Linked DNA regions of Homo sapiens: all the other regions are linked to region 3. Evidence: read pairs that join two places in POLR2A ChIA-PET (ENCODE). Cell type or tissue: PC-3. All regions are shown on one strand. Each heading gives the region's core, and the rest is flanking DNA. Links, peaks and the distances in the headings are about the cores only.

Region 1 (10,919 bases), core at 3,440-8,439, 360 kb before region 3:
GTTGGAGTGCAATTGCACGATCTTAGCTCATTGCAACTTCTGCCTGCTGGGTTCAAGCGATTCTTCTGCCTCAGCCTCCCGAGTAGCTGGGACTACAGACGCGCACCACCACACCCGGCTATTTTTTTTTTTTTTTAGTGGAGACGGGGTTTCACCGTTTTAGCCAGGATGGTCTCTATCTCCTGACCTCGTGATCCACCCGCCTCGGCCTTCCAAAGTGCTGGGATTACAGGCGTGAGCCACTGCGCCTGGCCCAGAAATCTTTAACCAAATTATTTTTTATTGTAATCTAATGTGTTCACTCACAGAATTGAGGAACTATCATAGAGAATTAAGCAAATATGGAGGTTGAGGTAGGGTTTCTGATGTGAGCCACATCTTTCTTTTACAGTGAATAGAATTCCTGATATTTAAAATTGTTTTCTAGGTGGGAATGTCAGTTAAAGGAAATGAAGAAATTAGTAATTTAGTCAGCATATTATAGAGCTGCTTGTTAGAGCCATCTATCATTTTGTTCTTCTTTATTACCTGGAAAATTTTATCAAGATATGCTTCTTCTCACCTACTGTTTAGTTACCCAATGGTAGAGTTCATATAGGAAAAGCAAAATAACTGTTTGTTTCTTTCCTTTTTAATAACCCAGTTTTTTGTTTTTGTTTTGTTTTGTTTTGTTTTGTTTTGTTTTGTTTTGAGACAGAGTCTCACTCTGTTGCCCAGGCTAGAATGCCGTGGCACGATCTTGGCTCACTGTAACCTCCTCCTCCCAGGTTCAAGCCAATTTTCCTACCTCAGCCTCCTGAGCAGCTGGGATTATAGACATGCGCCACCATGCCCAGCTAATTTTTGTATTTTTAGTAGAGACTGGATTTCACCATGTTGGCCAGGCTGCTCTCTAACTCCCGACCTCAGATGATCTGCCCACCTCAGCCTCCTAAAGTGCTGGGATTACCAGTGTGAGCCACTGCGCCTGGCCAATAACCCAGTTTTTAAGATAATGAGTTGGTTTGCTGTCATCCTTAGGTGACCAGTTAGCTTTTTAAACTTTACCAGGATGAACTCAGACTTAAACTAGAGAGGCCTACCTCACTTTATTAAACTCTTCTCCTAGTGGCGTATATTAGGTTCCTTCCAGTTTTTCCACTAACACCACTCTTGTTTCTGTTGTACACATATGTAGATGTTTGCTTGGGGTCATAGGGTGTGTATACTTAGAGTTTTGCCAGTATGTCCTCCACAGTATCTGTTCTTCCACCATAAGCAGAACATGAGAAAATAGGTAACAGTTCAGATCAGTATCTCACCAGATTGAATGTGGGCTTATGTGAGGTCACGCATGTGACCCAAGCCAAGGAAATGAGCTCACATGTGTGACCTTATTATATGAACTAGTCAGTGATATCAAGATATCAAGATTCTCTATGACTGACAGAATTACTGTAGCCATATTAATTCATGTCCAAAAAATAGTTCTCAGAATATCCAAATAATTAAAGGAAGAATCAAAGAGGACTAGAGGGGTTCAGAGGCAGGGAAGGACTCTAGTATGTAAAGGTAATTGCCTGGATGCTTTTCCTTGATGCTTTTCTTCAATGATAGAAAATTCTTACATCCTATATATAGAGCAACAAGCTCTTACTAGGGAATGATGATAATAAGTTTTCTGTTGCTCTCTTTGTGACATTATTAATGCAAAGAAGAAATTATTTTAAAGTAGGTTGGAAGAGTGTGTAGTGAGGTAAACCATAATGGTTTGATTTGAGCATTGGTACTAGAGTCACAAAATCCCAATTTAGAGCTAGATTATTTTACTGTGGCTTTAAGCAAACTTTTTTTCTATTTTATTTTTATTTTTATTTTTTAATTTTTGAGACAGGGTCTTGCTCTGTCACCCAGGCTGGAGTGCAGTGGTGCAATCGTGGCTCACTGTAGCCTCGACTCCTCCTGGGCTCAAACGATCCTCCCACCTCAGCCTCCAGAGTAGCTGGGACCACAAGCATGTGCCACCATGCACAGCTAAGTTGTTTTTTTTTTTTTTTTGTATGGGGTCTTGCTATGTTGCCCAGGCTAGTCTCAAACTCAGGACTCAAGGGATCATCCCACCTCAGCCTCCAGAGTAGCTGGGACCACAGGTGTGTGCCACCATGCATGGCTAATTTTTTTTTTGAATGAGGTCTCGCTCTATTGCCCAGGCAGCTCACAAATTCAGCACTCAGGGATCCTCCCACCTTGGCCTCCCAAAGTGTTGGGATTACAGGCACGAGCCACGGTGCCTGGTTCTATTTCATATTCCTTTTATTAGAAAAGCTAACATTTCACCTACATGTCTTAATATGATTAAGACTTTGTAGTTTGTAGTGAGTGAAAATCAAGCATTCTTAACCGCCAGTATTAAAGTTTTGAATTGATGGGCTCGTATCTACTTTGTTAAAATTAAAGAAGTGTTATCTTATTACTGACATAGTATCTTGAACTTTACAATCAGTTTTCTTTTTATTTCTTGAAATGACATCTAATGTATACATTAACTATCATGAATATTAACTCAGCTGTGATATAAAAAAAATCATTGTTAAGATTCATGCATGTACCTTTTTATAGTTCTTTACACTTTGATTAGACCAATAGAATAAGGAGCCATATTTTGGCATATTTTGGGTATATTTCCATAGATAATTTGTATTCTCAAGAATATTTTGTGTTATACCTTGTTTTAGTGATCGTGGTGGAGAAGACCCAAACCAGAAAGTAATCCATGGGGTTATTAACTCCTTTGTTCATGTTGAACAGTATAAGAAAAAATTCCCCTTAAAGGTAAACAGCCTCCTTTAAAAACAAATAATCAGACTGTTAATTTCTTAAACTGCTTGTTCTAATTTCTTCTAATATGATGTAATTGATTTATTCAGTTTTATCAGGAAATTTTTGAGTCTCCCTTTCTGACTGAAACAGGAGAGTATTACAAACAAGAAGCTTCAAATTTATTACAAGAATCAAACTGCTCACAGTATATGGAAAAGGTAAGAAATAAAACATATCGAATACATTTATCTATTTTGTATCTGGCCTGGTTTTATTTAACATCGTTCTTAGTTTTCTTGTTTTGTTTCTTGGTGGAAAAATATTCTGTTTATTTAATCTATTTAATCATTAACTCTGAGTTACAGTTATTATATAATATCGATTGATAAGTCATTGCTCTTTACAATACCCTTCCAGTTTTCATCATAATTGATGCTTTTTGATAAATCCTGACTGCTTGGTTTACTTGTCCTTGAAATTAATATATATGCACATTCTTGGCAGAATAATCAGTTTATACTGGATTTCATGCTTAGTGGTTAGTTTAGAGAATAGGATAAGTGCAGAAGCTCTGTGTTGAGGTTTTTTTCTTCCTTTAAAATGAGAGGAAAAATATGAGGAAAATATAGTAATTCTAGACATTTGGATGAGTCACTCTTTTGGTCTGTTAAGTTCTTGAAAGGCTGAGAGACAACCCCACGTGAGGTGTTTTTTTTTTTTTTTTTTTTTTTTGGAGATGTGGTCTTGCTCTGGTGCCCAGACTAGAGTGCAGTGGCTTGATCATGGCTCCCAGGCTCAAGTGGTCCTCCTGTCTCAGCCTACGAAGTAGCTGGGACTACAGGCACACACCACCACGCCCAGCAACTTTTAAAATTTGTTATAGAGATGGGGTCTTGCTGTGTTGCCCAGGCTGGTCTCAGAACTCCTCAACTTGAGCAGTCCTCCTGCCTCAGCCTCCCAAAGCGCTGGGATTTTAGATGTGAGCCATTGCACCCAGCCAAGAAATTTTAATTGATCACTAAACCAGTACATATTGGTTATCATATGTTAAATCCCATGTTTATTTTCTCAGTAGTAGAAGAAAAAAGTGTTCATACAAATTAAACCACCATATGTAAGATATATTAGAACTTCTAGCCAGGTTTTTAAATCTGCAGTGTTGGATTTCAAGCATTTTATTTTGGGATGGTTTGTGTTAGTTTATGTAGCCAAGAAAGGTCGAGTAGTTTAAGTGGGTGAGCTGTCATCCTACATCCCTAGGCCACAAGTCACAAAGCATCCGTGCTTACCGATACACTGTTGTGTCATCCACAAAGCCCAGATCTAGAGGTCTTAGTTGTTTGATTATCTTCCTGCTTTTCTTACTAGTTAGCTCTGTCCCCTGAGCAAATTATCTGGAACTTTTCCCCCATCAATTAAGTTCAGGTTACACTAGATCAGTGGTTCTAAGCTCTTAGCCCTTATTGCACCTTAGACTTTTGTTGAAGCCTCTAGATCCAGCCCCAAGAATCACACACAGATTATCTGTGATACATGCACTTTGCTCTGTCTGGCTGTCAAAAATATGCCACTGGCAAGTGGTGGCAGTAGCCCAGATGTCTGTTAGAAGTTGAAAGAATAAGCAAAATGTGATACATATGTGCATTGGAATATTATTCATCGTGTGTAGTGAAAAACTCTCTCAAACCATGTTTTTCCTCTACTCTCACACCACAGCAACAATCATCAGCACAGAAGGCTTCTGTAAACAAAGGTGTGGCTCTCTTCTCCCACACACCAAGCAGCAGACACCAGCTAGGTGTCCTCCAGTTCAACTCTAACACCATCTACTTGAGATAGTGGCTAATCCCACAGTTTGGGGACTGAGTCTCCAAGACTGCCCTGCACACCCCCAGACACCAGTCACAAGTCTGGGCCTCCGGACTACTGACCGACTGGCTTTCAAGTTGAAGTCCTACAGTACACTGTTTGGGTTCCATTAATTTGCTAGAGCAGCTCACAGAACTTAGGGAAACACTCACTTAATGTTTACTAGTTCATTAAGAAGGATATTTTAGAGGATACAAATAAACAACCACTTGAGGAGACACATAAGGGAAGGTCTGAAATCACCATGAGTGCAGGAGCTTCTATCCCTGTGGAACCCAGTCTTCTTGGATTTTTGTGGAAGCTTCATGATGTCAGTAGTCTTTCCCCCAGCGTACAGGGTGGGGCTTTCTCTGGGGAGGGTCTTATGACCCACAGTCAGAAAGGTAGGGCAAGATTAGAGTCCTGCCTTGAGGCAGGTGAAAGGAGAGTAGGAGAGAAATTCTGTTTCCTGAGACCTAACACACTCAACATTATAACTAAAGACTGTAACTAGGGCTAAGGGAGTTATGAACCAGGAACCACAGATGAAAACCAATGTACTTACATATCACAACACCACACAGTCTTTAAAAAGAATTGAAGTTATACATGATACAACATGGATGAACCATGAAAATGTTATGCTAAGTGGAAAAAGACAGACACAAAAGGGCAAATATTCTGTGGTTCAATTTATAGGAAATATCTAGAACAGACAAATTCAAAAGGACAGAAGATAGATTAGAGGTTATCAGGGGAGGAGGATGTGAGGAGTTGTTACTTAATGGTTATAAAGTTTCTGATGGGGTAATGAAAAATATTTGGAAGTAGACAATGGGGGTGATTACACAACATAGTGAGCGTTATTTAATGCCACTGAATTGCCCACATAAAAATGGCTAATGTAAATTTTATTATCTATGTTTTTACCACAATTTAAAAACATTGATAATGTAATATACCAAAACCATTGAATTGCACACTTTAAATGGGTGAATTATTTAATATGTAAATTACATCTCAAGGTGTTAAAAGGGAAGGAGGGACATTGGAATAAATTATGTTTGGAAAAGAATGTTTATTAGAAAAGCTTATTTCAGGCTGGGCACGGTGGCTCAGACCTGTAATTGCAGCACTTTGGGAGGCTGAGGCGGGCAGATTACGCAAGTCCAGGAGTTCAGGACAAGCCTGGGCAACGTGGCAAAACCCCATCTCTACAAAAAATTAAAAAACTAGCCACACATGGTGGTGTAGTCGTCTGGTCATAGCTCTTGGGACGCTGAGGTGGGAAGATCACTTGAGCCTGAGAGGCGGAAGTTGCAGTGAGCCGAGATTGCACCACTGCCCTCCTGCCTGGGCCAGAGAGCGAGATCCTGTCTGACAAAAGAAAGAAAAAGAAAAGCTCATTTCAGGAAATAATGTTGGACCATATTAGCTTCAAGGGCAAAACCCTGGGCTTTGCTCTCCATTTAGTTAATTGGGGAATGAGTCAGTACAGCCTTCCTGCCTCCTTGCTGCGTTCCTCTTATAGCTTTGGCCTTTCTTTCCCCCAGGGGTTTTACAGCTGTTTGAAGCCCTGCACTGGGGCAGTCCAACCTTCTCTACATTTCTCTTGATATGCGCCTCTCTCTCCCAAGTTATCATTGTTTTATTTTTTCCTTCTTCCATCCTCCTTCACCTCTCTCAGACCCACTGTAATTCCTGTTGCATTAACTTGGCAAGCAGATTAAAGTCACTATAGTATGCTCTGAATGACTAATAGACTTAATCCTTTTTGTTATAAAAATAGCCCTTAAAGGATTTATTGTTAATCAAAGTGCCTTTCTTAGCTGATGTAATATGTGGTGAACACTTTTGTCCTCTAGACCAGGGGTCCCTGACCCTCAGGCTGAGGACCAGTACTGACCTGTGGCCTGTTAGGAACTGGGGAGGACCAGTACTGACCTGTGGCCTGTTAGGAGGAACCGGGCTGCACAGCAGGGAGTGAGCAGCCACTGTGTGAGCATTACCTACTGCCTGAGCTCCGCCTCCTGTCACATCAGCAGCAGCATTAGATTCTCATAGATTCTCACAGAGCGCAAACTCCATTGTGAACTCTGCATGCAAGGGGTCTAGGATGTGCGCTCTTTAGAAGAATCTAATGCCTGAGGATCTGAGGTGGAATACTTCACCTGGAAGCCACCTGCCCCCACCAATGCCGCCCGCACTCCGTCTGTGGAAAAATTGTCTTCCACAAAAGCAGAGCCTGGTGCCTAAAAGGTTAGGGACTGCTGCTCTAGACCCCTTCTTGCCCGACCTGAGTCTGTGACTTTGCCCTGAACTCCTGGCTTCAAAGGGTCGCACAATAGGAAAGACAGGACTGTGGGAACCTACTGTCTGGAGCCTCATTTTTATTGAAAATTTCTGATCCGCTTTCCAGGAATGATTTTCACTCCTTGTGCCCAGGCCAACTCAGCAGCACTCTCCAAAGTGCCAGGTGTATGTAGTTCCCCGGGAACACTTAATTTCAGAAACTCTAATTACACAGCTTTATGTTCCAGAGTGTTTCCAAGCCGGTGCATTTGTCTGTGTATATGTTGTTGTTTTGTCTTGAGACAGAAATTAGTCAAATTCTTTGGTTATTTTCCTTATGGGCTAGTTCTTGTTGATATTAACCAGTGTTATTTGTAGCTCAGCGCTTTATGTAGGATAAACTTTAATAAAAGTCTTGATTGACATACTTGACTATGACTAAATTATATTTACTTTCAAATTTTTTATTTTTTATTTATATTTATTTTTTGAGACAGAGCCTCGCTCTTATTGCCTAGGCTAGAGTGCAGTGGCGTGATGTCGGCTCACTGCAACCTCCTCCTCCTGGGTTCAAGCAGTTCTTCTGCCTCAGCCTCCCGAGTAGCTGGTGCTACAGGCACCTGCCACCACACCTGGCTAATTTTTTGTATTTTTGTAGAGACGGGGTTTCACCATGTTGGCCAGGCTGGTCTCAAACTCCTGACCTCATGTGATCCACCCACCTCGGCCTCCCAAAGTGCTGGGATTGCAGGCATGAGCCACCTTGCCTGGCCTTATTTTTATTTTTTTGAGACAGTGTCTCACTCTGTCACACAGGCTGGAGTGCAGTGGTGCGATCTTGGCTCGTTACAACCCCCACCTCCCGGGATGAAGTGATTCTCTTGCCCTGGCCTCCCAAGGAGCTGGGATTACAGGCATGCCCGGCTAATTTTTATATTTTTAGTAGAGACAGGGTTTCGCCATATTGGCCATGCTGGTCTCAAACTCCTGACCTCAGATGATCCACCTGCCTTGGCCTCCCAAAGTACTGGGATTACAGGTGTGAGCCACCATGTCCAGCCCCTACTTTCAAAAATTTTAATTAAATCTTTAATATGGTAGTTAACTATCATGCACATACAGTTCCATTTACAAGAAGAGAAACCAACGTAAAATAATTAGATTCATCTACTTGATTTCAATATAATTTATTTTTTAGTTTGATAGTTATTCATAACAGAGATCACCTGTTCTGAATTTAATCATCTGTACCCACTTTTCCTGTTACATGTTATGTTGTCCATGTAATAGGATGAATGGTGTAGGTAAATGAAGACAAAATGCAGACTATTTAACTTTAGTTCTTGCTTATAAGACTGGTGGAATGTAGATGACAGCTAGTAGCTTAAATAAAAATTTGAAATGATTTATAGAATGTGGGTTTAAATTGCTTATGTAACCCTTATTACCTTTGCCATGTTTAATTCAGCCATTAAAATTTGGCTGAGTTACTTGCTGATATTACAGATTTTTCCTCATAGTAAAACTTTGTGTTCATGACTGTAAGAAAATATTTTTATAGGTTCTAGGTAGATTAAAAGATGAAGAAATTCGATGTCGAAAATACCTACATCCAAGTTCATATACTAAGGTGATTCATGAATGTCAACAACGAATGGTAGCAGACCACTTACAGTTTTTACATGCAGAATGTCATAATATAATTCGACAAGAGAAAAAAAATGGTAAGTGACACCAAACATGAGTAGAAATTAAATTATAAATCCACCTTTTATATCATCCTCTAGTCACCCTTGATTTAATGCCTATTTTAGTAATAGTCTTTAAAATATTTTAAATAACCTTTTACAGATTATTAATACTTTATTTTGAAAGACTATTTTAGGAAAGTGTTTTCAGAGTGTTCTAAAATCAGAAGAAAAAGTGGGAAATTGTGTTTATACATTTTTATATATTACAAGAGCTAATTTCCTTAATGCATTTAGAATTCCTGATAAACAGTAGGAATAAAGGCAAAGACTATAAAAAGGAAATACAAATATTATGTAATAAATGTAATAATTTATATAATATAAAAAATCAGCTATATCTGATTTTTTTTTTTTTTTTTTTTTTTTTGAGACAGAGTCTCACTCTGTCGCCCAGGCTGGAGTGCAGCGGCGTGCTCTTGGCTCGCTGCAACCTCCGCCTCCCAGATTCAAGTGATTCTCCTGCCTCAGACTCCTGAGTAGCTGGGATTACAGGCGCTCATCACCACACCTGGCTAATTTTTTTGTACTTTTAGTAGAGACAGGGTTTCACCATGTTGGTCAGGCTGGTCTCGGACTCCTGACCTTGTGGTCCGCCCGCCTCAGCCTCCCAAAGTGCTGGGATTACAGGCGTGAGCCACTGCGCCCGGCCTCTCTGATTTTTAAAAAAACAAAAAACATGCATTACTTTTATAGGCAGGAAAGATAATAAATATGTATATTTTATTTAATTAATTAATTTTTTTGAGATGGAGTCTCGCTCCGTCGCCCAGGCTGGAGTGCAATGGCATGATCTTGGCTCATTGCAACCCCTGCCTCCCAGGTTCAAGCAATTCTGCCTCAGCCTCCCAAGTAGCTGGGATTGCAGGTGTGTGCCATCACATCCAGCTAATTTTTGTATTTTTAGTAGAGACGGGGTGTCACCATGTTGGCCTCCTGGTCTTGAGCTCCTGACCTCAGATAATCTGCTTGCCCCGGCCTCCCGAAGTGCTGGGATTACAGGTGTGAGTCACCGCGCCCGGCCATTAATCAGGCTTTTTGTTTTTGTTTTTTGAGACGGAGTCCCGCTCTGTGGCCCAGGCTATAATGCAGTGGCGCGATCTCTGTTCACTATAACCTCTGCCTCCTGGGTTCAAGCGATTCTCCTGCCTCAGCCTCCTGAGTAGCTGGGACTACAGGCATCCGCCCCCACACCTGGCTAATTTTTGTATTTTTAGTAGAGACGAGGTTTCACTATGTTGGCCGGCTGGTCTCGAACTCCTGAGCTCGTGATCCACCTGCCTTGGCCTCCCAAAGTGCTGGGATTATAGACACGAGCCACCACCCTTGGCCCCGTGTTTTTTACAGCAACATTAATTTCATAGATCCAGGGCAATGTAGTCAAAACCCAATAATTTCATTTTAATTCCGAAAGTCACTGTCTTGAAGAGTATGATGGAAAGACTTTAATGACCAGCAAGACTTATTGTAAAACCTATAGTAATTAAGACAGTGAGGCATTGGTACAAGGACAGACAGATATCCTAATAAAATAAGAGATCCTAGAAACAACCCAAGCATATGTGGCCACTTGATGTAAGACCAAGGTGGCGCTGCAGAGCGGCAGGTAAAAGATGGTCTTTTCAACACGCATTGCTCAGTCAATTGGATATCCATTTCAGAAGAAAATGAAATTTGATCACTACCTCAAGATACCATATACAAAATCAATTCACTATTGAGTTTTTTCTCTAAATGTACAAGGTAAAAAAATAACACTTCTAGAAGATAATATAGAAGAATATCTTCATAACCTTGAGACAGGGAAAGATATTTTAAATAGGACACAAAAAGCCCTAACCACAAAGGAACGATTGATCCAGTGAACTACATTAAAATGAAAAACTTTGGATTATTAAAAGGCCATTAAGAGGGAGGAAGATTGCTTGAGCTCAGGAGTACAAGACCAGCCTGGGCAACATGACAGTATCCCATCTCTGCAAAAAAATACAAGCATTAGCCAGGCGGGGTGGTGTGCACCTGTGGTCCCATCTACTTGGGAGGCTGAGGTGGGAGGATCACTTGAATCTGGGAGGTGGTGGTTGCAGTGAGCCGAGATCCTGCCACTGCACTCCAGCCTGGGTGACAGAGTAAGACCCTGTCTCAAAAAAAGCCATTAAAACCACTGGATCATCAGAAGACAGTTATAGGGTAATGTACCTGCAATACTAAAGATTTATATCCAAAATATAA
Region 2 (10,919 bases), core at 2,457-7,456, 330 kb before region 3:
GGAGCTAATTACTGCAGTTGACACAACTCCATCTAAAAGCGTCATGAAAGATTCTGTAATCACTGATAAGAAAATGATCTTGCAAATTATTGCTGTGTCCTCCTTTATTGCCTCTTTACCTTAACAGTACAGTTTACAATAATGTAAATTTTTTTCTAATCTTTCAACTTTAACCCTAGAAATTGTAGATGTTTTAGCAGTGGTTATGTGATATTGGCACAACATAACTATATAATTTGCTCAATATTGTGGTGCATACCTGTAATCCCAGCTGCTCAGGAGTCTGAGGCATGAGAATCACATGAACCCAGGAGATGGAGGTTGCGGTGAGCTGAGAGCGAGTCACTGAACTCCAGCCAGGACGACAGAGTGAAACCCTGTCTCAAAAAAAAAAAAAAAAAAGTATTTGCACTCACTGATAAAATGAATTGAAAACAAGTTCAGTGACTTAATGTCTTGTTGGGTCTTTTTTCTTTTCTTCTGTAAAACAGGAAATGGAGCAGACTAGAAGTGCAGTTGATGAGGACCGGAAAATGTATCTCCAAGCTGCTATAGTTCGTATCATGAAAGCACGAAAAGTGCTTCGGCACAATGCCCTTATTCAAGAGGTAAAAGGAGGGCAGTCCTCAGGGCTTCTTAGGGTAGAGGGCATTGTCATTGTACAGATTCAGTCTCTTTCTTCTTAAAGAGGATACAGAAATAACCTGATCCTCAGATAGCATAAAGAAATGTTTCATACTTAATCAGAATCGTACTCACTCACAATTTCAGTATTAAATTCAGATTTGCAGGCTGGGCACAGTGGCTCATGCCTGTAATCCTTTTTGTTGTTGTTGTTGAGACAGAGTCTTGCTCTGTCGCCCAGGCTGGAGTACAGTGGCGTGATCTTGGCTCACTGCAACCTCTGCCTCCCAGGTTCAAGTGAGTCTCCTGCCTCAGCCTCCCGAGTAGTTGGGAATACAGGCGTGCACCACCATACTTGGCTAATTTTTGTATTTTTCGTAGAGACAGGGTTTCACCATGTTGGCCAGGCTGGTCTCGAACTCCTGACCTCAGGTGATCCACCTGCCTCGGCCTCCAAAAGTGCTGGGGTTACAGGTGTGAGCCACCATGCCCAGTGGACACCTGTAATCTGAATGTCTTGTTAGGCCAAGACAGGAGGATCACTTGAGTCCAGGAGTTTCAGACCAGCCTGGGCAACACAGGGAGACCCCATCTCACCTAAAAAAAAAAAAAAAAAAAAATTAAAAAATTAAAAAATTAGCCAGTTGTGGCGGCACACTTGTAGTACCAACTACTTGGGAGGCTGAGGCGGGAGGATTGCTTGAGCCCAGGGATTGAGCCTGTGTGACACAGTGAGATGCTATCTCAAATGATAATAATAAATTCATATTTGCTTTGGCTTTATTTTAGAGGTCTAAAACTTGCTGATTCATTGAGTCTTCTGTCCAGTTATTGAAGGAAATTGACCCATCAGATATTCATTCATTCCATAACTATCTGAGCCTACCATGTGATAGACAGCTGGGCTGGTCCCTGGGATATAGCACAGAGCAGCTGAAGATATGGCAGGCTTTTTTGGAGTTCACAGTTTAATGGGGGAAGAAATACACTATTGAAATGATATGCAAATAAATGTAAAATTACATTAGCATGCACTGAAGGAAACGTATACAGTACTATGAGAATGTATTTAAATATCCTGGCCTAGGGGCTGCTGGGGAAAACTTTCTTGAGAAAGTGTTTGAACTAAGAGCTGAGAGTTGAGTTAAATAGAAGCTTGGGGTTGTGTGTGAGTACTTAGGTTAATTAGTTTATTGTTTCACTTAATTATGTATCATTATTAGATTTTGCTGTATCCATTTTCCACATTGTAGTTCCTATTTTCATACTTAATTTGGCCCATTTGTTGAAACCTCAGTACATTTGAGGCACTTTAAACTGATTGGTTAAAAGTCATTACTTAATAGCTGAAGAACTGGCAGTAGTTTGACTTCCACATCTCTTCCACAGGTGATTAGCCAGTCAAGAGCTAGGTTTAATCCCAGTATCAGCATGATTAAGAAGTGTATTGAAGTTCTGATAGACAAACAATACATAGAACGCAGCCAGGCGTCGGCAGATGAATACAGCTACGTCGCGTGATGTCGCTCTCCTCCAGCGTGGTGTGAGAAGATCATTGCCATCACCATTTGGTGTGTTCCTGTGGGAAAAAGCAGGACTGTGCCTCCATAATTTGGTCATTTGGCAGCCCCTGTTTTCTGCTGTTTACAACATCACCAGTGCCACGTCATGAGCGTCAAAGAAAATGCCTAGAGATATTTCAAGCTCATGTCATTATGACATTTCTTAAAACTTTATTAAAAGAATGAGTGAAGTATTGCTGAAAAGTGGAAATTCGGTTGGGTACCATGCTTTTTCTCCCCTTCACGTTTGCAGTTGATGTGTCTTTTTTTTTTTTTTTAATGTATCTTAAAGGACATAAAATTTAAAAACTTAAATATTGTAATATGACAGATAACCTAATAATTGTATCTACATTAAAATGACAAACATGATACTGCTGCTTGTCAAATAAAAAAAAAATAAAGAAATAGAATGCCTTTTTTATGTGGATGGAGTATCAGGTTGACCACAAAATATATTGACTCAAAGCAGCTAATGCATCTTTAGTTGCGTTTTTATCTGAATGGTTTAATTCACTTGTACTCCTATTTAAATCCTACATGAAAAATGTCTAGATTATTGTTCTTGACTGCATAGGACTGCATTCAGCATAAAGAATGCTTTATTTTTATGGATTAGATATATTGGATCTAAACATTTTGAATCTTGAAGATGTAATTCCATCAGCAGTTTCTGGTGGTGTGCTACTCCACAGACATCGCAGAGTGTGAGCAGGATGCTTGGTGACCTCAAGTCTGGCACAGAGAGAGCTTTTCATTCAAAAGTTGTCTTTCTTCGGTTGCATAATCCATTAATTCTAGCATAGACTAGTACCCTAGCTCTGTGGCCTTCCCTGAGTCTTAGGAAATCTATGATACCAACATATTCCTTCTATATGCCTCCCCTACCTGTTACCCTTACAACCCTCCTCCAACAGTTTAGATACTAGAGTCACTCTCATCAATCACAGATGTGCTTAGCAATGCATAACCTAAATACTTTTTTAAAAAAGAAAATTGTACATTGTACTGGGTGCCACATATATAAATCCCATTATTTTGTTTATTTTATATATATATATATATATAATATATATATATATATATCTCAACAGCAGTGTTAAGAGTACTGCGATCTATTATCATATTTATTGTCTATCCACACCATCACCACCACCACCACACCCCTCCTCCCTCAACATACAATTTTTCTTTATTTTAAAAAAAATAAGAGACGGGGTTTCGCCATGTTTCCCAGGCTAGTCTGGAACTTCTGGCCTCAAGCAATCCTATCTCTGTCTCCCAAAGTGCTGGGATTACAAGCATGAGCCACTGCATCCATCCAACACAAAATTTTTAAAATCGGAATATTTTAAAGCAAATCACACAAATTATTTCACTTATAATACTTCAGTAAGGCCTTTAAAAAATCCACAGTGATATTATTACTCCTAACAAAAACAATAATTACTTAGTATCATCTAATATGTGGTTCATATTTAAATTTGTTGTTTTGAGATGGGTCTTACAATTGGTTTATTCAATTGCATTTTTTCTAACTCGTGTCTCAAGTGTTTTAAAAATCTACTGAACTTATAATGACTTATATAATGTATTTCTCATTTTACCTTTCTTCCAAAAGAGGAAATAATGGCAAACCATATAATATTGTACATTCACTGTCAAAAAGCAAACCCTTGTTTTGATAACTTGTTGATTGATAAAAGTTTTCCAAATTGATTCCTTTTTTTCTTAAATATTTATAAATGTTAAATTAAGTCTTATCCTGGTATCTAATTGTCAAGAAAATATACTGAAAAATGGACAAAATACTTGTGCGGAGGTCTACAGAGATGGCTTACAAGAGTTTTCTTCACATCCTTTCTCCATTTTATCTGAAAGGAAACATCTCTCGCATGAGGAAGAGAGGCCAAATCTGTTCAACCAAGGCACCATTCAGAAAGGGAGCAATGTTTGGAATTCATTGCAGCGCACACCTTCCCCTGCAGAGAGTGCTGGGAAGAGTTGCAGTCTTGTCAAGTTAGGTCAGGAGATTGAAGTCATCACTGCAGAAGCTGTAGCACACAGCCCAGAGCTCTGACCTGGCCGCCCTGCTGTGCAGTAACTAGTGCGAGTGGGCAAAACAGCTCAGAGCTATGAAAAGGAAAAAGGAGCAAGGAGAGGAGGATTTTCTATGCTTCACTGCAGAAAACACAAGTAAGCAAAACCCTCAGAAGTTTTTTAGAAGTCATTAATACTAAGGTAGTTTACGTATGTGAGTCAGTGATGCATTTTATAGCCAGCCAGCATGAGGCCTTGTCCACATGCCAGTCCTTTCCCTTTGAAAGCAAATATTTAATTGCTACTGAAGGTGCAGACTTATTTTAAGGTTTAGTCCAATATTTTATGACCATTTGCTTTAATATAAACAAGCACTCTGGGGGTTGTGTGTTTGTTTTGTTGTTTTAAGACAGGGTCTCGCTCTGTCACCCAGGCTGGAGTGCAGTGGTGCAATCACGGCGCACTGCAACCTCGACCTGCCAGGCTCAAGTGATCCTCCCACCTCAGCCTCCCAAGTAGCTGGGACCACAGGCACATGCCATCACACTCGGCTAATCTTTGTATTTTTTGTAGAGACGAGGTTTTGCCATGTTGCCCAGGCTGGTCTCAAACTCCTGAGCTCAAGCAATCCACCTGCCTCGGCCTCCCAAAGTGCTGGGATTAGAGGTGTGAGCCACTATGCTTTATTTTCTTTATAACTTACTATCTTTTTAGGATTTTGTAACCTATGTACGCTACCATGCTATCCCATGTCTGTTCACTTTTTTAAAAAACCTTTTTGAGTATAAATGATGACAGGTGCTTCCACCTATGTTATTTTGTTTAATCTTCAGGTAATCCTGTTTGATAGGCAATGCTTCTCTTTTTCATAGGTGAGGAAACTAAATGAGACTTTTCCAGGAGTTACTGTTGTAAACTGCAGAACCTGAATTTAAATGCCAGTCAAATCCATGGATGTTATAAGTATGGCCTCTCTGTATAGGTATATAGCCTCTAAAATAAGTAGAAATAACTTCATTTCATACATAAAGAATAGTTTTTCCTGACCTTTTAGAATAACAATTTGTTTCTAGTTAAATAATGTATGATAAACACATCATATTTTTCTTAAGATACTTAAGATGATGTAAACACGGTTAAGGAATTTGTCTTGGCACATAGCTGATTCATGACAAAGCGTATTTGTGAATTTAGTGTTTTACATTCACATGTACTATTACAGAACATTTATTTCACAGTGTATATATACTTAAAAGTTGTTATCAGTTAATTTTGTTGAGCTATGTACTAGAAAAGGATAATTATTCACCTCTTGATTTTTGGTTCCAAGAATAAATTCTTGGTCGAGCAAGGTCAAAGTCAAGATGCGAACTTTAAAAATACTAGTCCTTGGCTGGGCACGGTGGCTCACGCCTGTAATCCCAGCACTTTGGGAGGCTGAGGTGGGTGGATCACCTGAGGTCAGGAGTTCAAGACCTGCCTGACCAACATGGAGAAACCCTGTCTCTACTAAAAATACAAAAAATTAGCCAGCCATGGTGGCATGCGCCTGTAGTCCCAGCTACTTGGGAGGCTGAGGCAGGAGAATTGCTTGAACCCAGGAGGCATAGGTTGCAGTGAGCCAAGATCGAGCCATTGCACTCCAGCCTGGGCGACAAGAGCAAAACTCGGTCTCAAAAAAATAAATAAATAAAAATACTAGTCCTAAGGTCTGTTGCAGATGGGCGATAGCGAAATGAGTGGAAATTAATATGGAGAGACCCACTAGTAGAAGATTGCTGTGTTCTTGAAGCGTATCAAGGCCAAAGCAATTAAATTAGGCAATCCTTTGAAATATATGGCCCCATAGGCTAGAATTCATTAAAGGTAGGATTTACTGATGGGGAAGAATGATAATTTTCATAAGGAATGGCTGTGCTACCTATGAAATTGTAAGAGATTTTTTTTTCTTCCACTGGCCCCTATCCACAACCCAGGAAATTCCTCTTCGTTTTATCATCTAGCAAACAGGTACTGGTGCCAGGGCATTACGCTGGGTACAAGATATGCGGTGATGAGCAGAAAAGATGCTGTCTGTGCTCACATGGAGCTTCCGGTCTTTAACAATCAGTCAGAACTGTGTCATTCCAGATGTGGTAAGTGCTTGTGAAGGAAATCGTGACTACTCAGGAGGATTTCATAAGAGAGGTTAACGGGTGGAGAATGAAGGTGGGAGAGCACATTCTTAACGGAAGTGACAGCAAAGATCCTAAGATAAGAGGCAGCCAGAACTGGGAAATCGAAAAGACCAGTGTGGCTGAATTATGTGCATTGTAAGCAAAGAGTGATTTGGTTATATTTACATTTTTAAAAGATGATGGTAATGTTTTCACAACTTGGCTAGTCAGTGTGTGAATGTTCATTTTGTTAACATGCTTTATGGTGTGCATATTTATATATTATTTTGCTTTGGCGTTTGTGAACTATGTCATAATATTTGTAATTTTTTTTTTGAAAGAGTCTTGCTTTGTTGCCCAGGCTGGAGTGCAGTGGCACGATCTCAGCTCACTGCAGTCTTCGCCTCCCAGGTTCAGGTGACCCTCCTGCCTCAGCCCACCTAGTAGCTGGGATTACGGGCACGCATCACCATGCCCGGCTAATTTTCGTATTTTTAATAGAGACGGGGTTTCACCATGTTGGCCAGGCTGGTCTCGAACTCCTGACCTCAGGTGATCCACTCGCCTCAGCCTCCCAAAGTGCTGGGATTACAAGGTGTGAGACACCGCACCCAGCCAATATTTGTAAATTTTAAGGGAAAATGCATCGGAAGAAATTAGGCGGTAATTTTTTTGGAGACAGAGTCTCGCTCTGTTGCCCAGGATGGAGTGCAGTGGTGCCATCTCGGCTCACTGCAAACTCCGCCTCCCAGGTTCAAGCAATTCTCATGCCTCAGCCTCCCAAGTAGCTGGGATTACAGGTGCATGACCACGGTCGGCTAACTTTTGTATTTTTAGTAGAGTCGGGGTTTCATCATATTGACCAGGCGGGTCTCGAACTCCTGACCTCAAGCAATCTGCCTGCCTCAGCCTCCCAAAGTGCTGGGATTACAGGCGTGAGCCACCGTGCCCGGCTCAGGAGTGATCCTAATGACAGTGACTACTTCTAGAGGGATAAAGTGGATGAACCGGAGTGACTTATGGATTGTGACAGGGTGAGTGGGGGAACAGATGAGTCAATGATGGCAACCTAGATTTTTGGCTTTCACAACTAATGCCATTTAGTGAGTTAGGGGGATCCTAGAAGCCCGAAAGGAGAAGGAAGTTAGTAGGCTTGGTTTTAGACAGTGTGTACTTGATGTGCTTTTGAGATGTCCAAGTGCAGCAGGTGGTTGGTCGTAAAGGCTGAAAGTTCACTGTGCACATGTTCCCATCCTGATTCTTAGAAACCAATCTGTAGAAGCTGTTTGAACTATTCTCCTTTCTCTTACCCTAGCCCATGAGTCAACACTTTCCAGGTTCATCGTGACTAGAGAATACCAAACATTTACTACCACATGAATATGTTGCAGACATGTTAAGTCATAAAAGCAGGAATGAAGAGGAATGAGATTTTTCCTTTAGTTATTTATATATTAATACATTCTAGGATTTGCCTTCCTGTGTTTCAGTGAGTGGTCTTGTCACCCCCGCTTTGAGGTGAGGACACATTTACAGAAGCGGGGTCATTGTGCCCAAAGTGAACCTGCCAGAGTCTCACTCTGTCACCAGGCTGGAGTGCAGTGACGCGATCTCGGCTCACTGCAACCTCCACCTCCAGGTTCAGGTGATCCTCCTGCCTCAGCCTCTCGAGTAGCTGGGACTACAGGCATGTACCACCACGCCCAGATAATTTTTTTGTATTTTTCGTAGAGAGGCCAGGATGGTCTTGATCTCTTAACCTCGTGATCCACCTGCCTTGGCCTCCCAAAGTGCTAGGATTACAGGCGTGAGCCACTGTGCCCGGCCAGTTCTTTCTTATATTCATAAATCTTTGCCCACTACTGCTTTTGCACTGCACTCCTGGCAAGCTTAAAAGGAATCATCAGCAAAGGAAGAGATCTTTGGGAACTAACTTGTGGAAAAGAATTTGAATAACAAAGGGCGGTATTAGATGTTTTGTTATTGTTTTCTTTTTCTCCATTGTTAGTAACTTGCTATTTACAGTTCTAGTAATTGAAGAATTGTAGACTGTGTTGAAGTTTGCAGCCTCGGGTAAGGAATAAACTTAGTGGATTGCTGTTTTTATACTTGGATGGCCAGGCTGATATTTTCCTTGGAGGAACTTTGGTGTTGCAGAAAAAAGATGAAAATTTTCTGTGACTTTCATAAGCAGCCCTGTTCAGGTATCAACTAGCTTATGGGGCTGTCCCTAGCTCAGTACTCAGTCCTATGCAGAGAGCCTCAGCATTCTTAAGTGGATAGTTTTCAGGTTGTTTGTCTTCTAGGGGAAAAAACAGATATGATAAGCTCAGATCTACTTTTAGCAGAAACAAAGCTGGTCTAGTGGCCGGGCGCAGTGGCTCACACCTATAATCTCAGCACTTTAGGAGGCTGAGGTGGGCAGATCATTTGAGGTCAGGAGTTCGAGACCAGCCTGGCCAACGTGGTGAAACCCAGTCTCTACTAAAAATACAAAAATTAGCTGGGCGTGGCACACACTTGTAGTCCCAGCTAGTTGGGAGGCCGAGGCATGAGAATCACTTCAATCCAGTAGGCAGAGGCTGCAGTGAGCTGAGATCCTGCCACTGTGCTCCAGCCAGGATGACAGAGCCATCTTAAATCACGCACACACACACACACACACACACACACACACACACACACACACACACACAAAAGAACGCTGGTCTAGTTTTGGCCTGAGGAGGTCAGTGATGCGGGAGAAGTATGGTGATGTTAAAGGAAACTCGCCAAATGCAAATCAATGCAGTGCTACAAAGTAGATATCTGAGACACCTTGTTTAAATTGTACATTTTATTGTTTTTGTTTTTTGAAACGGAGTCTCACTCTGTCGTCCGGGCTGGGGTACAGTGGCGCAGTCTCAGCTCGCTACTGCCTCCACCTCCTGGGTTCAAGCAATTCTCTTGCCTCAGCCTCCAAGTAGCTGGGATTGCAGACGTGTGCTACCACGCCCAGCTAATTTTTTTTTTTTTTTAGATGAAGTTTCACTCTTGTTGCCCAGGCTGGAGTGCAATGGCGTGATCTTGGCTCACTGCAACCTCCACCTCCCAGATTCAAGCGATTCTCCTGCCTTAGCCTCCCGAGTAGCTGGGATTACAGGCATGCACCACCACGCCCGGCTAATTTTGTATTTTTAGTAGAGACAGGGTTTCTCCATGTTGGTCAAGCTGGTCTCGAACTCCCGACCTCAGGTGATCCACCTGCCTCAGCCTCCCAAAGTGTTGGGATTACAGGCTGAGCCACCACACCCGTCCTAGATTGTATATTTTAAAATAATCGTCTCTTAACTGTTGACAGCCAAGAAAGATGAGGACCTGCAGCCACTTGGTAAATTGGAAATACATCCTGTCAGCACTCAGGAAGGTGCATGTGCCTTCACTTGTAAATTACTTACTTGGCTTTGGTTTGGGCCGCCATCTCCACTGCTCCGTAAAGCAGGGAAGAGAGCTACTCAAATTAAGGAAGAGGCTTCCATAGCCAGCCACCACTACTTTTCTGAACTATTTCTGGCATTTGGCCTCCAAGTCTAAATGGAGTGAGCCACTTTGCATTTCTTGGGCGGTTGCACCCTTAGTGGGGGTCAACCTTAGCTCTCCAAAAGTCAGATCAGGCTCACTGCTGACGCAGTAATTAAAATCCAATCTAATTAGATCTGAAAGTTCTGACAGCAATTGGAAGTCCTTGCAGCAACCAATGTGGGATTCTTTAGGAAGCAGAGATGAAGGGAAGGGTCAGAAAGCCAGCTCATTTTGATCCCTGCTAGACCATCAAACCCACCAGGGACTATCTATAAAAGGGCAAGTATGTGGCCAACCGAGGAATCTCCTGGGATGCAGCAGAACACAGTATTATAGTGCTATGGTTTCCAAAAAATACACTTGAAAAATACAAGTGTAATGTGAAGTGCAATGTGAACTCAAAATTAGGGTATTTGCAGTGGGTGTGAATGTTCATTTTTATGAAAATCATCTAATACCCTGTGTATTCGAGTTTTCCAGAGAAACAGAACCCACAGGAGATATAAATATATATATATATACACACACACACATATGCATAAATAAATACACACACACATGCACACACACAGTTGTCTCTCAGTATACATGGGGGATTGCTTCCAGGACCCCTCACAGATACAAAAATCCACAGATGCTCAAGTCCCTTATACAAAATGATGTAGTATTTGCATAGAACCTATGCACATTTTTCTGTATGCTTTAAATCATCTCTAGATTACTTATAACCTCTAACACCAGGTAAAGGCTATGTAAGTAGTTGTTATACTGTGTCACTTAGGAAATTATAAGAAAAAAGTCTGTACATGTTCAGTATAGATGCAACTATTCTTTTCTTTCTTTTTTTCAAATGTTTTTTTATCTGTGGTTGGTTGAATCCATGAATGTGGAACCCATGAATACAGAGGGCTGACTGTATATGTAAAATGAAATTTATTTATTTTTATTTATTTATTTATTTTTGAGACGGAGTTTC
Region 3 (10,919 bases), core at 3,654-8,653:
TTTGGGATTTTCTAGGGGGTGATTTGGCCAGTTCCGTTAGAAAAATGTTGGGAAGAAAAAGAAACTTTAAAAAACTTATTGGGGATCACAGGCAGGCAACAACTCCACGTGCTGAGGAAAAGCTAACAGGGGCACATTTCCATCCTTCCCCAGCCCCCTTGCCCTGGGTATAGTCTCTAACTTACATACTGATGTTGTTTTGGTGCCTCTTATGGTAATAAAATTACTGCCCCATTAGGCATTTTATATTGATATTTTTGAAATGTGCTATAATAATTTTTGCTTTTGAAATACAAGTATGGCAGAATTTTCAGGTTAGGAACATGCTTTAATGTAAAAAGTTCATAATTTTTTATTTTTCTAATTTATTATTTTATTTGTTTATTTTTTTTGAGACAGAGTCTTGCTCTGTCGCCCGGACTGGAGTGCAGTGGCGCTGTCTCGGCTCACTGAAACCTCTGCCTCTTGGGTTCAAGCGATTCTTCTGCCTCAGCCTCCCGAGTAGCTGGGATTACAGGCGCTCACCACCACTCCCAGCTAATTTTTGTATTTTTAGTAGAGACAGGGTTTCACCATGTTGGCCAAGCTGGTCTCGAACTCTTGACCTCAACTGATCCACCCTCCTCAGCCTCCCAAAGTGCTAGGATTACAGGTGTGAGCCACCATGTCCGGCCTGGCTTTTTTTTTTCTTTTCTTTTTGAGATGGAGTTTTGCTCTTGTTTCCCAGGCTGGAGTGCAATGGTACGATCACAGTTCACTGCAACCTCCTTCCCCCAGGTTCAGATAATTCTCCTGCCTCAGCCTCCTGAGTAGCTGAAATTACAGGTGCCCACCACCATGCCTGGCTAATTTTTTTTTTGTATTTTTAGTAGAGATGGGGTTTTACCATGTTGACCAGGCTGATCTCGAACTCCTGATCTCAGTTCATCCACCCGCCTCGGCCTCCCAAAGTGCTGGGATTATAGGCGTGAGCTACTGCGCCTGGCCCTATTTTTTTTTTTTTTAAGGGAGTTCTTATTAATACATACTGAAGTTTCCTAAGGAAGTGCCTTTGGTGGATAGAATTTTCAACTATGGCCAGTTTCCTTTAACATTAAAATATACAAAATATTAAAAGCAACTTGAGTATGTAGTGAAAAGACAGAAAAGAGCCATAGGAAAATTATCGCACAAGGACCGAGGTTGTAAGTTATTATCCAGATTCTAATTTGTTAACATTTCACAGAGCTACAAGCTGTAAAAATAAGACATATTAAATGAGGGAGGGCTTCACATACTACATTTGTAACAATTGTAGTTCACACTTAAGGAATTCAAGTAAATTATGTGTTAGTGAAAAGCAGTGATACCTGAAATAACTAAGGTGTTCTTATTTCAAGTAAGTAGTATTTTAGTTATTACTAAACATGTGAAATTAATTTGAGTTCAGTGTTTTACATGCAAAAATGGGATGAGTTGCAGGGTGGGGATCCCAGAAATGTGTTTAATTTCCATTAGGATGTGGCATCATATGATTACTACCTCGAATTTTAAAATGATTGCAGAAAGGCCGGGCATGGTGGCTCACCTCTGTAATCCCAGCAGTTTGGGAGGCTGAGGCAGGTGGATCATTTGAGGTCAGGAGGTCAAGACCAGCCTGGCCAACATGGTGAAACCCTGCTTCTACTAAAAATACAAAAATTAGCCAGGTTTGGTCATGCGCGCCTGTCGTCCCAGTTACTTGAGAGGCTGAGGCATGAGAATCGTGTAGGGCCAGGAGGCGGAGGTTGTAGTGAGCCGAGATTGCCCCACTGCACTCCAGCCTGGGCGACAAAGTGAGACTCCGTCTCCAAAAAAAAAAAAAAGATTGCGGGAATCACGTGCATTAAGTTGTTAACTCCCTTAGAATGTTTAAGCCACCGGTTTACTCTGAGTTTTTTCCTTTGTGCACATGTGGCTTAATTTCCGTAAGTAAACATGAATTATGATATCTGCCTAGGGTGTTACATGGTGACCAGCGTACTGTTTTTTGCTGATCAGGTAGGTGAGTTGTTGAATTCCTTGCCTTCCTTCAGGTGAAGTGGATGTAGCCCAGGAGAACATGCTTTTAATGCAGGCATCTTAATCTTTCCATCTTGGGGAAATATACATTTTAAAGAAGCAGTGTTTTCTGAAGGCATACCTTATCATAAATCCTACTTACAGAAAACAGTATAATGAAAAACTTATGAAATGTGTTTTCTGTTGTCTTAATCAAAAGGAATAATTTAGTTATTCATAAATACATACCCTACTGTCTTCTGATGAATACTTGAGATTAAGATTAAATGGAATAAATTAAAACCTAGTTTCAATATTGAATCAAAGCTAAGTGGCCTCCCTCTCCCTCTCAAAGGTTAATAAGTTTTTCAAACCAGAGTGCGTGAATAATTTAAAAGATAGCATATGGAATAATTTCCTTTGCAAGAAAATCAGACTAATATTTTTAGGTAATTCAGTTTACTAAGCACCTAGTTTGTACCAGGCATTGGGCTTAGTGCTACTATACTCTGTGTGTGTGTGTGTGTGTGTGTGTGTGTGTGTATGTGTGTGTATATATATACATGTATATATATGTGTGTGTGTATATATGTGTGTGTGTGTGTGTGTGTGTGTGTGTGTGTGTGTGTGTGTGTGTGTGTGTATGTATCATCAAGCCAAAGTCTTATAGACATGTAACTGAAAGACCAGCAGGTGTTAAGTGATCAGGTTTACATTTGAGAAATATCCCCCTGGTGGCTGTGTGAAGAATGAATGAGGAGGCAGCATGGAAGGCAGAGGCCAGTCAGCAGGTTTTCTGGAACCAGGATTCGAATGCAGGCAGTGTGTGGCTCCTGCCAGTTTTGTGGAAGGAGGTTGAAATTGATGGCGATTGGGCTGGGTGGAGATGGTGGGGCATTCACCAAGGTAGGGACTGCTGCGAGGTTGCCAGACTAGGGATGGGAGATTACATTCAGTGTTGTCTTCTGTGAGTTTGAGTGTCTTGGAGCTGTTAGTTCGGCAGCTGGATATTTGGGACTAACCGTAGATAAATCTGTGAATCCAATATAAATCTGTGAAAAGTCAGTTTAAAACAATGTACCAAATATAATCTAACTTTAGTGCAATAATTATATACATTAGAAAAAGTTTGAGGGGTAGACCAAAAAGTGTCAGTACTGGTCATCTCTGAGGACAGTGTGTGTGGTTCACTGTTTTGTTTTCGTTTTCACTGTCCACTCCATATTCTACTTCTGCTTAATTCCAGTAGGAAAGAAGCATTAGGTTTAGTTATAAATATAGCTTAGAATAGAAACATCTTTTTTTGGACTTTAGTATGAATTGGCATAGGAACTGAATGATTTAAAGATTTTGATAACCTGGAAATGAAATAACTTGTATAAATTGACTTCATTAACTAGATGACTTTATTCATTTCCTCCTAAGTGAGCTTATTTTAGAGTGTAAAGAAGCAAATATTTAAATTTGCTGCCAAGCAGAGCAGCAAATGGCTAATTAATTCAGAAAGATGACTTCCCAACATTTAAGTGTTTTGTGGGTACTGGTTTGGCCACAGTTCATCAATTTGTGGGAGCACAGGGCCCAGATATGGTACAGGTAGAGCAGTGAGGTGTTAGTGAAAGGGAGTTCGGAGGGGGCCAGGCCTCCTGCATGAAAAGTGAGGGTCCTCACGAGCAGTAGGAGCTTTGGGGTCAGCCTGCACAGGATGGGCTGGGCCTCAGTCCTTCTAGCGAAAGCCCTCAAGACTTTGCTTATCTGGGGCCACCCAGTGAGTCAGGGGACAGAGGTTCTCACTCTTTCTGTTACACCAATCCCAGGCTGGGGCTTAATAACTTGGTGTGCCGCGCTGTGCTTTTCTGTTGCTTTGGAAGTGCCTGGCATCTCGTATGGTGGGCTGTGGAGCCACACTGCCTGCATTTGAATCCCGGCTTCACGCTGTCTTTACTTGACTTCTCTTACCTCATTTTTCCCATCTGTAAATGGGGTATAATCATAGTAACTATCTTACGAGTTTTTTGTTTGTTTGTTTTAAATTTCAGATTCAGGAGATACATGTGTAGTTATATTACATAGGTATATTGGGTGATGATGGGATTTGAGCCTCGGTGAACTCATCACCTAAACTGTGAGTGTAGTACCCGGTAAATAGTTTTGCAAGCCTTGCTTCTCTCCCCGCCTCCCACTTTTGGAGTCGCCAGTGTCCATCGTTTCCATCTTTATGACCATGTGTGCCCATTGTTTAGCTTCCACTTATGAATGAGAATACGTGGTGTTCACCTTTCTGTGTCAGTTATTTCACTTAGGGTGTTGGCTTCCAGTTCCATCTATGTGGCTGCAAAGGACATGATTTCATTATGAGGTTAAGTTTAAGATTAAGCCTTAGAATTCACATTAAGGTTTTGTGCTCGGCAAGAATAAGGTCCCAGGAAATGTTAATTGTGGTTGCCGTTGTCGGCCACCATCACCACCACCACCACCATTGTCAAATTAGGCTCTTCATTCTTTTAATAACTGCTTCTGAGGTTTTATTTTGTTTTGTTTTGTTTTTCTTCGAGACAGGCCCTTGCTCTGTCACCGAGGCTGGAGTGCAGTGATGCAATCTCTGCAACCTCTGTCTCCTGGGCTCCCACCTCAGCCGCCTGAGTAGCTTGGACTGCAGATGTGCATCACCATGCCTGGCTTTTTGTTTGTTTGCTTATTTAAGATGGGTCTTGGTCTGTCACCCAGGCTGGAGTGCAGTGACGTGATCCTAGCTCAGTGCAGCCTCCAACACCCGGGCTCAAATGAGCCTCCTGCCTCAGCCTCCCAAAAGTGCTTAGATTACAGGTGTGAGTCACTGCACCTGGCCTGAGGATTTAAAAACAAGCGAGCAAACAAACCAGGCTATCCTAGATATTTGTGTTATGAAATGAGTTTCTGTAGGTAATCAGTTTCACTTATTTTTTTATTTCTATGAATTTATAGAGAGCATGGTATATACTTGGCACCCAGAGATAGTTGTAAGAAATACATTGTTTATTTTCTGTGTGTTAGAATTTGAGGATTCTCAATACATTATTAAGGCAACCTCCACCTCCCGGGTTCAAGCAGTTCTTCTGCCCCAGCCTCCTGAGTAGCTGGGATTACAGGCGTGCACTACCACGCAAGAATTCTGAAGTTCCTTGCGTCTGAATGTGTGCTATACTGCTTGACTTAATTTCTTACAAAAGATTGTCAAGAGATACTTCTTTTCAAGGGCACAGTCGAATGATGACCGTCCACTATCAGGCATTTTGTTATCAGCACTTGTGGGTAGTGTCAACAGGGATCTCTTGGCTGCTGGGAACTTGAGGTTGAGATGACACTGCAGTTGCATTTCTGTAACAGCATCCTTTTCTTTCATCTAGCCCTCACATATTTATTGAGCATCTGTTCCATTCTAGGCAGGACTTGAGAGATTGAAGTAAATAGAGAACACTTGTCCTTAGGGATCTGTTGTAAAATGGGGAGATGAAAATGTTGGCGGGGTGCTGGTAGCTCATGCCTATAATCTCAGCACTTTGGGAGGCCAAAGTGGGAGGTCTGCTTGAGCCCAGGAGTTTGAGGGCAGCCTGGGCAACATAGTGAGACCTTGTCTTACTTAAAAAAAAAAAAAAAAAAAAAAAAAAAAAAAATATATATATATATATATATATATATATATATATATATAAAATACATACGTAAAATACATATATAAAATATAAAAATCTAATTATATACATGTATATTATATATAACATGTATAATACTATATATTTGATATATATTATATATAATAAAGGAAAATGCTAGCAAAATGTTTGCAGCTACAACAGTGGTGTTCCATGTTCTATAAGGTATGTAAAGTTTTGTATCCTTTTTTTCTTAGTGTAGCTGCATTCCACATACTTTTAAAGCAAGAAAAGTCCCATATGTAGGTGGGAATATTCAGGCTGGATAAATTAGGAGGTGTGTTCAGGTCAGCCTCCAGATGGGCTAGTTCTAACTTTCTCTCCCTCCCCAAAGAGGCAGTCTTGAATATTCTTTCTACCTTTAGTTAACACAACTAATTACTTCTCAAACTGTCGCTGTGAAGGACTAGATTTGCTTTTTTTTTCCCTCCAACCTGTGGCAGAACAATACTTTTAAAATACAATGCAAATAAATTACTGGGATAAAGTGGCTTGTGTTTTATGGGCCTTTATTTTAGCTATTATTAGAGTTAACAGATATAAAATTACTCAGTCAAGTTGCTGTGTTCTCAAAAGCTTACTCTATTTCTGTACTTCATGGAGACTGGGACCACACTTTGAGTAATATTGCATCGTATAACACTGTTAAATACAGCTGTCCTTAAATTTTCTGTGTTTATATTATTCACCAGCTGTATATTTCTGGTGTAGGCTGTTTGGTTATGTAGCTTCTTTTTTTTTTTTTATTATACTTTAAGTTTTAGGGTACATGTGCACATTGTGCAGGTTAGTTACATATGTATACATGTGCCATGCTGGTGTGCTGCACCCACTAACTCGTGATCTAGCATTAGGTATATCTCCCAATGCTATCCCTCCCCCCTCCCCCCACCCCACCACAGTCCCCAGAGTGTGATATTCCCCTTCCTGTGTCCATGTGATCTCATTGTTCAATTCCCACCTATGAGTGAGAATATGTGGTGTTTGGTTTTTTGCTCTTGCGATAGTTTACTGAGAATGATGATTTCCAATTGGTTATGTAGCTTCTTTAATGATTGGTATGTGTTTTAAAAAATAATTCCATGCCTCTTGTTACCTTGAACGTTTTCTTTCTTTATCTTTCCCCCTCCCGCTTCTCATTCCCCTTCCCCTCCCCTCATTTTTTTTTTTTTAGACGGAGTCTTACTCCATCACTCAGGCTGCAGTGCAGTGGTGTGATATTGGTTCACTGCAACCTCCACCTCCTGGGTTCAAGTGATCTCCTGCCTCATCCTCCAGAGTAGCTAGGATTACAGGCTCCCACCACCATACCTGGCTAATTTTTTTATTTTTTAGTAGAGATGGGGTTTCACCATGTGTTCCAGGCTGGTCTCGAACTCCTGACCTCAAGTGATCAGCCCGCCTCGGCCTCCCAAAGTGCTGGGATTACAGGCATGAGCTGCCACACTGGCCTGAATGTACTGTATCTTTCAATCCTTGGGTTAGGCTTGTAGGTGTCCTAAAGCATTGGGTTTTGTGGGGCTCTAGTGTTAATAGTATTATAAGTATAATTGTATTGCAGGTATTCATAGTATTCAGTACTTTCTCTAGAGACCTATTTCTCCATTTTCTCATGTTTTATTTTCTTTAAAATTTTTATTTTTATTTTTATATATTTAGATAGTACAAGTGCAGGTTCTTACATGCTCATATTGGGTAGTGGTGGAGTCTGGGCTTTTAGTGCATCCATCACCTAAATAGTGAACATTGTACACAGAAGGTAATTTTCTGTCCTCACACCTTGCACCCTCCCACCTCTTGGAGTCTCCAGTGTCTGTTATTCTGCTCTGTGTGTCTGTATGTACCCACTGTTTGGCTTCCACTTGTAAGTGAAACATGCGGTGTCTGATTTGGTGATTTCACATAGGATAATGGCCTCCAGTTCCATCCCTGTTCCTGCACAGACGACTTGTCTTATTTTCGTGACCTGTTCTCGAGCTCAACTTCAGTTCAGTGAGACCTGAGATAAAATGAAGGAAAGATGTTCCTGTTGCCTTTTGAAAGGGTATAAAAACACCCTCCCTCCTCTTTCTGTGACATGGGAGGTGGCGTTCCAGACTCCTAATTCGTAATGCTTGTGACTATTTTGTTTTGTGTTTCTCTGAGTAAAATATGTGTATTTGAGCATCCGATCACTCCATTTCTCATTCACTGGAAGAAGAGAGTTTTCAAAGAGCTTAACAAAATAGTCACACTCCGAGGGCTCCTGGTTTGAAGTAGGAGTGGTGATTTGATCCTATCCTATAGCCCTCTGTCTATTTTGGCAAGGAATGCGTTGAGAGACTTCTTTGAACCTGATGTGTGCTCTCACACCCTGCTGACTCCAGGGTGTTTTGCTACACCCTGTTTTACTCTTGACAAACTACCTCCGGCCTGTTTGACTGGTGCAGTTTTAATTTGGTGCAGTTGAGGCGTAGCTGGTTTCCCTGGTGAACCTGGAGTCCACACTGCCGGATGCCGTCTGTGCCGTCCATTGAGGGGTTACTTAGGTGGTGGAATGTGTTCCCCTATTTTCCACCTGCTTTCCATTTTTTACCCTTTACTTGAGGTTTTGCCCTTTCCTTGAGGACTGAGCAAAACAGGTTGTTTATTTACATTTTGGGTGGACTGTTTATTTGGGGATCATTTTATTCTGTTGTTAGTCTTGAAGTCTGTGCTGTTGAGGATTTTGTCTTCCTAATGGGTTGAGATGGCAGACAGAGCGAAGGGGAAACCTGCAAAGAGGTATTACTCTTTTTCTGGGACCTCTCGGAAGGATTCGGTGAAGGCGTTAAGGTTTTCAAGGTCATTGAACCTCAAGAGAGCCACTTCAGAAGTCAGCAAAAGGCAGGTTGGTACAGAAACTTCCTTAAAACACCCCTTTAATTTTTATTTTCTTGGTGGGCGGGGGGAATTGAAAGTCATGCTTACTCTTTGTGTTTACTCCTTAATATTATTTTGAAAAAGTTTCCTGATTAATTTTTGAACATTTTTGTTTTCAAAATCATACTGATATTTTCTGTGCTATCAATTCATTTGTGAATGCTTATTATTTATTAGTGTTTATGTTTATTCACTTATTGCAAGGGTTTAAATTACTGTATGCTGCAATACTAACAAGTTGTGATATTAGCAGATCCTTATTACTCGTATGGAATCTCTTACTAAAACATGTTTTTAATGGAGACCCTGATGTTACCCAAACATCTCACTAAAAAGGATTAGTTGATTTTTATGTATAACAAAATAATGGAATAAAAGCAAATTAGTGTTTCTCCAATTTCACAGTTCTGTACATTGTTCAGAATTAAAAATATTTTTTTCTGAAAAATACTTTGGGCCAGGCACAGTGGTATATGCTTGTAATCCCAGCACTTTGAATGGCCAAAGGAGGTGGATCACTTGAACCTAGAAGTTTGAGACCAGCCTGGGCAACATGGTGAAACCCCGTCTCTACAAAAAATACAAAAATAGCCAGGCATGGTGGTGCACACCTATAGGCCCAGCCACTCTGGAGGCCGAGGTGGGAGAATCACCTGAGCCTGGGGAGGTTGAGGCTGCAGTGAGCCGAGATTGCACCACTGCATTCCAGCCTTGGTGACTGAGTGAGACCCTGTCTCAATAAATAAATAAATTAAATAAATAAATAAATAAATTAAAAAAACATTTTTTAAAAAGAATTCTTTGAAGCTACTGGATATATGACTGTAAGTTTAGGCTATACAATCAATATATAGTGGATCTTTTAACAGTGTTATAAAGATTCCTTTTCTTAATGTTGATATTTTTGGAGCTAGTTTGTAATTACCAAACAGCAATAACAGATAAAAAGTAAAGATTACCCTGCACATAAAATGTGCTTTTTTTATTTTTACTTTTGGATGAGTGCCATGGGTTATGTGTGCCCTCCGGTGGTCTTTCATTAGAACGGTGATTTTCGAGCTGTGAAACCATTGAGAGTTAGTCATGGTATCTGTGTCCCCCTGCCCGGAGAAGAGTGGTGCCTTGCAGCATTACAGATAGGTGCTTCAGAACTGTTTCCCTCTTCATACAAATTCAGCTCAAATGTGTGATACTGATTCTGGCCAGTTTATGAATGATGTGTGTTTTGGGAATATCTCTTAATGGTTTATAGAATGGACACTTAATATGTCATCAATTCTACACTTATTTTGGTCCTCATATGTCTGCTAAATCTTGCAGTTTTAGTTTCTTTTCTTTTTTTTTTTTTTGAGACAGAGTCTAGATCTGTTGCCCAGGCTGGAGTGCAGTGGCATGATCACAGCTCTTGGTAGTCTCAATCTCCTGGGCTGAAGCAGTCCTCCCACCTCAGCCTCTCAAGTAGCTGAGACCACAGGCATGTGCTACTACACCCTGTTAATTTTATTTTTTTGTAGATGTGGGGGTCTCACTATGTTGCCCAGGCTGGTTGCAAACTCATGGCCTCAAGCAGTCCTCCTGCCTCAGCCTCCCAAAGTTCTGGGATTATAGGTGTGAGTCACTGTGCCTGGCCAGTTTAATCATCTTTCTTATATTTTCCTTATTGGACAACACTGAAATACTGAAAATAAATCAAGTCCAAGACATTCCAAATCTCTATTTTATATGTAACATACTTCCTTCCGCAGAAACTGCCACCATATTGGATGTTTGTTGGTAAAGAATTTTCAGCAAACCTGATTTTCTTCGATGTGATATTTTCTTCAAATTAATGTAATTTGAGTAAAGACACAGAATAAAACCTGTTTTTAAGACATTAAACTTTCTGTGTAGACTATGCAGAAAGTAATACCAGAAATGAATGAGGAAATTCAGAGACTGCCTAAAAGTATTGTTGCTGATTCTGTTGGCAGAATCTTTTCTCTTCCCTTTCGAAAAATCATAGTTTAAAACTGCTTGAACCTGAGGGTGGTGGCCTAAGTGTTGGTATTTGCCAGTTGAGAATTTAAGAATGAGTGCCTTGTATTGTCATTAAGAATTCCATAATATTGTTTATAGAAGTAGGGTGTTGACCTAGAGATCTCTGCCAAAACCTAATTTGTCTAATTAAATTCCGCCGAGCATTTCTAACTTCCTTCCCTAAACGACTTCTAATTGCGTGTCGTTCCAGTGGTAGTGATGATAATGATGATGTTCTGCCCTTGTAAACATGCCTTTAAATTATTAAGTTCTAAGCTGGCAGGTAAAATG

Evidence for each region. Peaks named below come from ENCODE experiments on the same cell type or tissue, not always from the same donor. Only the 100,000 strongest peaks of a DNase experiment are listed, where the experiment ranks them.
Region 1: POLR2A ChIA-PET joins it to region 3 with 5 read pairs; 2 of 35 experiments call an interaction of 5 or more read pairs at or near these places.
Region 2: POLR2A ChIA-PET joins it to region 3 with 5 read pairs; 2 of 35 experiments call an interaction of 5 or more read pairs at or near these places.

Annotation. Positions count from the first base shown.
Region 1 is chr10:35,036,664-35,047,582 of GRCh38, reverse strand. It overlaps CUL2 (cullin 2), which reads left to right. Exons shown (of 21, transcript NM_003591.4): 7 at 2,715-2,811; 8 at 2,907-3,017; 9 at 8,501-8,663. Among named protein-coding and RNA genes, the nearest start is that of MIR3611, 38 kb to the left of the region's middle. In PC-3, for the core only: no CTCF peak of the experiment used is centred there; DNase peaks (open chromatin) are centred at 4,542 and 6,242; H3K27ac peaks cover 3,640 bases.
Region 2 is chr10:35,001,537-35,012,455 of GRCh38, reverse strand. It overlaps CUL2 (cullin 2), which reads left to right. Exons shown (of 21, transcript NM_003591.4): 20 at 492-608; 21 at 2,014-3,905. The coding sequence ends at 2,145. It overlaps LOC124902409 (a long non-coding RNA gene), which reads left to right and starts at 5,858. Exons shown (of 2, transcript XR_007062110.1): 1 at 5,858-7,416. In PC-3, for the core only: a CTCF peak has its summit at 4,186; DNase peaks (open chromatin) are centred at 4,355, 5,375, 6,335 and 7,435; H3K4me3 peaks cover 439 bases; H3K27ac peaks cover 4,105 bases.
Region 3 is chr10:34,676,522-34,687,440 of GRCh38, reverse strand. The region is part of intron 2 of PARD3 (par-3 family cell polarity regulator); the gene reads left to right. Among named protein-coding and RNA genes, the nearest start is that of PARD3, 130 kb to the left of the region's middle. In PC-3, for the core only: no CTCF peak of the experiment used is centred there; no DNase peak of the experiment used is centred there.